Linked DNA regions of Homo sapiens: region 2 is linked to region 1. A link is a contact called in ENCODE Hi-C or POLR2A ChIA-PET data. All regions are on one chromosome and are shown on one strand. The core of a region is the stretch at or near the end of the contact, and the rest is flanking DNA. Distances in the headings are between cores, read along the strand shown. Region 1 has its middle 200 kb from the start of LYSMD4. Region 2 holds the start of TARS3 (threonyl-tRNA synthetase 3).

Region 1 (3,416 bases), core at 478-2,977:
CGAGTGAGGAGGGCGGGGGAGTGCGCGAGTGAGGAGGGCGGGGGAGTGCGCGAGTGAGGAGGGCGGGGGAGTGCGCGAGTGAGGAGGGAGGGGTGCGCGAGTGAGGAGGGCGGGGGAGTGCGCGAGAGAGGAGGGCGGGGTGCGCGAGTGAGGAGGGCGGGGGAGTGCGCGAGTGAGGAGGGCGGGGTGCGCGAGTGAGGAGGGCGGGGGAGTGCGCGAGTGAGGAGGGCGGGGGAGTGCGCGAGTGAGGAGGGCGGGGGAGTGCGCGAGTGAGGAGGGCGGGGGAGTGCGCGAGTGAGGAGGGAGGGGTGCGCGAGTGAGGAGGGCGGGGGAGTGCGCGAGTGAGGAGGGCGGGGGAGTGCGCGAGTGAGGAGGGCGGGGTGCGCGAGAGAGGAGGGCGGGGTGCGCGAGTGAGGAGGGCGGGGGAGTGCGCGAGTGAGGAGGGCGGGGTGCGCGAGTGAGGAGGGCGGGGGAGTGCGCGAGTGAGGAGGGCGGGGGAGTGCGCGAGTGAGGAGGGCGGGGTGCGCGAGTGAGGAGGGCGGGGGAGTGCGCGAGTGAGGAGGGCGGGGGAGTGCGCGAGTGAGGAGGGCGGGGTGCGCGAGTGAGGAGGGCGGGGGAGTGCGCGAGTGAGGAGGGCGGGGGAGTGCGCGAGTGAGGAGGGCGGGGTGCGCGAGAGAGGAGGGCGGGGTGCGCGAGTGAGGAGGGCGGGGGAGTGCGCGAGTGAGGAGGGCGGGGTGCGCGAGAGAGGAGGGCGGGGTGCGCGAGTGAGGAGGGCGGGGGAGTGCGCGAGTGAGGAGGGCGGGGTGCGCGAGTGAGGAGGGCGGGGGAGTGCGCGAGTGAGGAGGGCGGGGTGCGCGAGTGAGGAGGGCGGGGTGCGCGAGTGAGGAGGGCGGGGGAGTGCGCGAGTGAGGAGGGCGGGGGAGTGCGCGAGTGAGGAGGGCGGGGGAGTGCGCGAGTGAGGAGGGCGGGGGAGTGCGCGAGTGAGGAGGGAGGGGTGCGCGAGTGAGGAGGGCGGGGGAGTGCGCGAGTGAGGAGGGCGGGGTGCGCGAGTGAGGAGGGCGGGGTGCGCGAGAGAGGAGGGCGGGGTGCGCGAGTGAGGAGGGCGGGGGAGTGCGCGAGTGAGGAGGGCGGGGTGCGCGAGAGAGGAGGGCGGGGTGCGCGAGTGAGGAGGGCGGGGGAGTGCGCGAGTGAGGAGGGCGGGGTGCGCGAGTGAGGAGGGCGGGGGAGTGCGCGAGTGAGGAGGGCGGGGGAGTGCGCGAGTGAGGAGGGCGGGGGAGTGCGCGAGTGAGGAGGGCGGGGGAGTGCGCGAGTGAGGAGGGAGGGGTGCGCGAGTGAGGAGGGCGGGGGAGTGCGCGAGTGAGGAGGGCGGGGGAGTGCGCGAGTGAGGAGGGCGGGGGAGTGCGCGAGTGAGGAGGGCGGGGGAGTGCGCGAGTGAGGAGGGCGGGGTGCGCGAGTGAGGAGGGCGGGGTGCGCGAGTGAGGAGGGCGGGGTGCGCGAGTGAGGAGGGCGGGGTGCGCGAGTGAGGAGGGCGGGGGAGTGCGCGAGTGAGGAGGGCGGGGGAGTGCGCGAGTGAGGAGGGCGGGGGAGTGCGCGAGTGAGGAGGGCGGGGTGCGCGAGTGAGGAGGGCGGGGTGCGCGAGTGAGGAGGGCGGGGTGCGCGAGTGAGGAGGGCGGGGTGCGCGAGCGAGGGCGTCCGGCCGGCAGGTGGCACTGTGGCGTCGCCGTGGGCCGAGCCTGGCGAAGCGCTGCTCGCCCGAGATCGCGCAGCTTGGTGAGTGGCAGCGCCTGGCTTTATACTCGCGTCTCGGACACCGATGGTCATCTTCCCACGTCCGTGACTCAGTGGCCTTCCAATGCAGGCTGCGGCCTCTCAGCCCAGAAGGCCCTGGGTTCTGGTACAGGCCTTCCTTGTGGCAGACGGAAGGAAGGCTGACAAAGGGAGTTCACCGGGTTTGCCTGACTTGCCACGCTCTTCTCTCTCCGTGCCAACTTTAACCTGGGAAGCCACACATACCTCTAGGGCCTCTGATATCTTCAGTGTCCCCAAGGCCCATGCTGCTCAGAGCCTCACGTGGCCGCAAACCCAGGTGCCAGTACTTGAGAGTTGCACCTTGAGCGGGAACTGCAGAGGGTTTTAATGGCACCAGCTCCAAACATTTCGCCCACAGCGTCTGCAGTCCTCCACTGCGGAAGGCAGAATAAACGCCCCAAGGGTGTCCACATCCTACTCCCCAGAGCCTGTGAATTTGTCCCCTTACATGGCAAAAGGGAATTACAGTTGCGGATGGAATTAAGGTAGATTAATTGCACACACAGACAGAAACACGCATTTTTGTGTGTTTTGTTCACTGTCGTATCCCTAGCACTTAGGAAAGTTGCCTTACACACAGTAAGTGCTCAGTTAATCTTTATTGACTCAAGGAACTCACAGTTTAGTAATCCGATTTATTCCTCAAAATTCCCTAAAACTAGGGGATTATATTCTCCATCTGACAGAAGAAAAGGCTGAGGATGGGGAGCTTAATGGGTAAGGAGATTAGCCTGGGTCACCCAGGTGGGCCCAATGCAATCACCTGTCCTTATAAGGAAGAGAGGCGAGAGAAAGAAAGAGAGAGAACAGAGAACAGAGAAGGCCGACAGCACCAGGAGGTCTCAGCCCGGTTTTTCTGGCTTTGGGGATGGAGGACGGGCCACGGAACAGGGCGGCCTCTGCCTAGCAGCTGGAAAAGGTAAGGGACTAGGTTCTCCCAACGAACCTCCGGAAAGAAACGCAGCCCTGCCAGCAGCTTCATTTCAGCTCAGTGAGACCTCTTTTTACTCTTTCGACCTCCAGGACTGTAAGATCATAAACGTGTGTTGTTGGAAGCCAGCAAGTTTGTGGTAATTTGTCACAGCAGTCGTGGGCCCACTAAGACACCTGTCGTGGGCCTCGTGTCCAGAGGCCTCAGCTGAAATGCACTGGGGGCCTGGTGGTGTGTGTTAGGTCCACTTGGCTTGCTGTGTTGTTCAAGTCCTCTCATTTCCTTTCTTATCTTCTGTCTGGTTGTTCTTTCCATTATTGAAAGTGGGGGACTGAGGTCTCCGACGATTATTGTAGAACTACTTTTCCCTCCAATTCGCTCCCTTTCTGCTTTGCATATTCTGTTAAGTGCTAAATGTTTATAACTACTTATTCTTGCTGTATTGAATCTCTTCTCAATATATAATGTTCTTTGTCTCTTGTAACCTTGGACAAGATACAGACTACTTAGACTATTGAAAATCCTGACAGTGTATTTGAAACATGCACGTGGACATGGTTTTATTTTTCTCAGTTACTGCTTTCAACTGTGTGCTGATTGAAACTCCTTTCCCCTGGATAGAAGACCTATTAAAATAACCCAACTTTATTCACTAACTTGTCAACTACTTTTGGTC
Region 2 (3,647 bases), core at 73-2,572, 1.8 Mb after region 1:
TGACTAGGAGGAGGCTGAAAGATAAATTATAAATGACTCACATCAATGGCAAGAAAAAGCAACACATTTTAAGAAGAGAGTCATGCCAGCAGGCTGCAAGTGCCCCGTGTTTAGAGGCTCATAGCTGGGCTCTCCTGACCACCAGCTACAGCTCTCAGTGGGCAAGTCATTCTCCAGGGTTCAGTCCTTCCTGTCACACTGTTGCTAAGCACATTTAATATATTGTGCTCTTGAAAACCTTTTGTCCTGAACTTTAAACAAATAATGTGGCTGGAAAATGTGTGGTTGCTGCCCGCCACATCAAATGCACTATTTCCTGAAGATGTTGCTAGTTCACCGCAGCTGTCCTTCCTAAAGGACTGCAGAACATCTCAGCCTGAGAAGCTTCAGGACTCAGAAAGTATGATGTTAAAAGAAGATAATTTATCCTTTCTACAAATCATAAAATACTGTATTAAATAAAAATGTTAAATATACAGCTATCCTCTCAAGATGAACCACCAAAACAAGAGCACAAAAAGCGAAAACTTCTCGTCCAAAAAAAACCCAACAACAAAAAAGAACCAGAGGGAATGAGAGTTTACATACGCAGCTGTTAGTCTTTCTGACCAAGGAAAGAATGAGTTTTAAACACTCCAGCATTTTTTCAAACAAATGAAAACACTATTTCTGCTACTGAAAAAGATGCGTGGCAGGCTCTTTAATGGACGAATTGAGAAATCAACAGCATTTGGTTAAGTCTGGCGACTGCTGGAAATCCGGCGGCTCCCCAGGCCACACGGGACCACCGAGCAGGGCAGGGCGGGCCAGCCGCAGGGCACTGGGAGGGCACTCCCCCGGGGCGCCCCCGCACCTGCCCCCGCAGTTGAAAACCTTTCGGTGCGCACCGTCTCGGCCCGCCCCGCCCGCGTCCTCTCCAGTGTCCCCACCGCCCGGTTACCTGTGCGCCGGCCTCCTGCGCCGCCTCTAGCTCCGCGCTCTCCAGCGTGGCCTGGCGGCTCCGCTCCTCGGCGAGGCACAGCCGCAGGCTGCACAGGCGGTGGCGCAGGTCGCAGTTCTCGGCCCGGAGCTGCGCCACCTCCCGCGTGAGGCACGGCCCCTCCGCCTGGCAGCTGTAGGGCGCGTTCAGCTGCTCGTCCCTCAGGCGCTCGACCTCCGACCACAGCCAGCGGATGTCCTCCTCCTGCCGCTCCAGGCGCGACGCCACGGCCTCCGCCGCCAGGGCCTCGGCCGCCATCGCGGCCTCCCTCAGGCACCGACGCCGAGCGGGGTGCCCGCGACTGCGGCGAGGGCGACGCGGACACTCAGCGCACGGCAGAAGACAGGGCTCCCGGGAGGGGCGGGGCGATGGGGCGGGGACGGAGCCATGGGGCCTCGTTGGAGCCGAGGCCTACACGTTGCAGGGGCGGGGCGCTGGGCGGGGAGGGGCGGGGCCTAGGCCAGATACCCTGCAGGGGCGGGGCGGGGCGGGGCGGGGCCTGAGGCCAGATACCCTGCAGGGGCGGGGCGGGGCGGGGCCTGAGGCCAGGCCCACCTTAGGGTCACGGGCAGTGGGGAAATGGGGTCTGAAGGGCCTCCCCTGCCTTTCGAGGCCTGTCTAGAGGCTATTGGCAGTAGTTTTTAGTCCGTTGAAACGAAAATCTTCCAAAACCTTGCAAAAAGGCCATCGTCTGCGTTCTCCAAAAAGGCTTCACCCTTTCTTCCTCTTGAATTCTGGCAGTCACCATTCTTTTGCCTTGCAAACAGGTTCTAAAAAGTGGCCATTCATTATAAATGGACTTTCTGGCCTTTCGTGCCAAACTTGCCCAAGTACTGAGGCCTCTGGGCCAGGGCATATAGAAAATCGCTGTGAAATCTAAATCCGACCAGCACGAAATTACTGGCTCCTTGAGTCTAGGGCAAATGCCACATATATCTTTGTATCCCTCTTAACCATGAGCGTGAAACTTCCTGGAGCAGGAACAGAAATTGATTTTTATCACTATTCTTAGGGCTTAGGATGTGACAAACACTGTTCTAAACTCTGTAACAGTAGTAACTCCTTTAATCTTCATAACAGGAGATACTGTTATATCCGCTTATAGCTGGAGAAATTGAAGCACAGTGAGACTGTGTTACTTGACTAAGGTCACACAGCCACTACATGACAAAGGGGGAATCAAACTCAGATAGTCTGATGCCAGTTTCTACACACTTAACACTAGTACTTTTCAACTTTGGCAGAATTTAATTGAGCATGTCATATAATGTGATACAGGTAATAATGCCCTTATAAGAGTCCTGAAGTGGAAGAGCTTAGCTTGGACTGGTGTGGTTTGAGAAAGGGAGAAAATTTTGAGAAAGGGGAAAAGGTTTATTTTGCTCTGGAAAATAAAGGTTGGGAGATGTTAGCAAGGAGGAAAAGCAGGTAAATTCCACTCCAGGAGCAGAATCAGTGCAGGAGAAGGAGCGGAGGGGGACAAGCTCATTGGATTAAGCTAAGTGGAATCCCAAACAGCACCCAGGAGGAGATTCCATGAAGTATGTTGCTAACCAATATCACTGTATCTTTTTTAGTCCTTCCTCAGGAAGCCTCTGGATACAGTTACATAGGACCCACTGACTCCTCATTATTCATCATTTCTCAATCCACTGCCATGGAGTTTCTGCTTCTGCCATTCTGTCATGACCAACACATCACTGAATGTCATGGACCCACTTAAGCCACCCCAGAATTTCCTCGGGACCCTCTGGAATTTGTCTCTCTTGGGTCTCCATTCCCAATACCTAGGCAACCACCAGTCTGCTTCCTGTCACTATAGGTTAGTTTGCATTTTCTTGATTTTTCTACACATGGAACCACACCGTATGTCCTCCTTTTGTTTAGCTACTTTCAGTCGGCACAATAATTTTGATATTTACCTATGTTTGTGTGTATCTATTGTTCTTTTTTTCTGAGTAGTATTCCATTGTATGGATATACCATAATTTGTTTATTCATTTGTTGATGGAAAATTTGGGTTATTTCCAGGTTTTAGCTAGGATCACACAATACCCAGTGAGCCCATTGGGTTTCCAAACTCACACTGTAGTTATTTCGTCAGTTCCAGAATGCAGAGTTTGAATAGATATACTCCAAACTGGCAGAATCCCTACAGTGTTTCCCTGACCCTCGGACATAAGGCTATTATTCTGGTAGGAAAGGCCAAGCAGAAACCACTAGAACTTTATCAACATACAAAAATAATAAATCAAAAGTAATACTGCATTCCTGAAGGAATTGCACAGATTACTGTTGCCTTCAAGAACTTGAAAGATGCAGGGGTGGAGATTCTCATCACACCCCATTTACCTTACCTTACCATCCCATTTACATTTAGCCTATGTAGAAGACAAATGGATGTTAGAGAATTATAGTAGATTAATATAAATTTAATTAGATGGTGATTCCAGTTGCAGCTGCTCTTCCAGATATGATTTCATTGTTGGAGTAAATCAGCATAACCCCTAGCACCTGATATGCACCTATTGAGCTGGCTAATACTTCTTTCTTTATATCTATTAGTTAAGGGCTATCGAGCACCATTTTATTTCAGCTGACAAGGCTGGCAATACACCTTCACAGGGTATCACCACAAGACAATATAAACTCTTTAGTTTTATGTGAT

What was found. A loop is a pair of places that touch in the nucleus more often than their neighbours do. ChIA-PET counts read pairs that join two places held with the same protein, here RNA polymerase II (POLR2A). Pooled maps may share reads with other maps.
Region 2: a map of CD8-positive, alpha-beta T cell shows a loop between it and region 1 (10-fold over the local background). The contact joins the promoter of TARS3 here to the enhancer-like site in region 1. A Hi-C loop is called at or near these places in 2 of 168 maps with a recorded cell type or tissue (CD8-positive, alpha-beta T cell and naive thymus-derived CD4-positive, alpha-beta T cell) and 13 of 50 pooled maps. POLR2A ChIA-PET finds 5 or more read pairs at or near these places in 1 of 52 experiments (A549).

Annotation. Positions count from the first base shown.
Region 1 is chr15:99,926,789-99,930,204 of GRCh38, forward strand. No RefSeq gene overlaps it. Among named protein-coding and RNA genes, the nearest start is that of LYSMD4, 200 kb to the left of the region's middle. RefSeq lists an enhancer at 1,576-1,870 and a silencer at 1,592-1,651. Within about 2 kb of position 1,728, at least 29 of the 41 ENCODE cell types and tissues checked have a DNase peak (open chromatin) inside an H3K27ac peak, as active enhancers do.
Region 2 is chr15:101,723,151-101,726,797 of GRCh38, forward strand. It overlaps TARS3 (threonyl-tRNA synthetase 3), which reads right to left and starts at 1,323. Exons shown (of 19, transcript NM_152334.3): 1 at 941-1,323; 2 at 1-14. The coding sequence starts at 1,237. RefSeq lists a silencer at 719-1,608.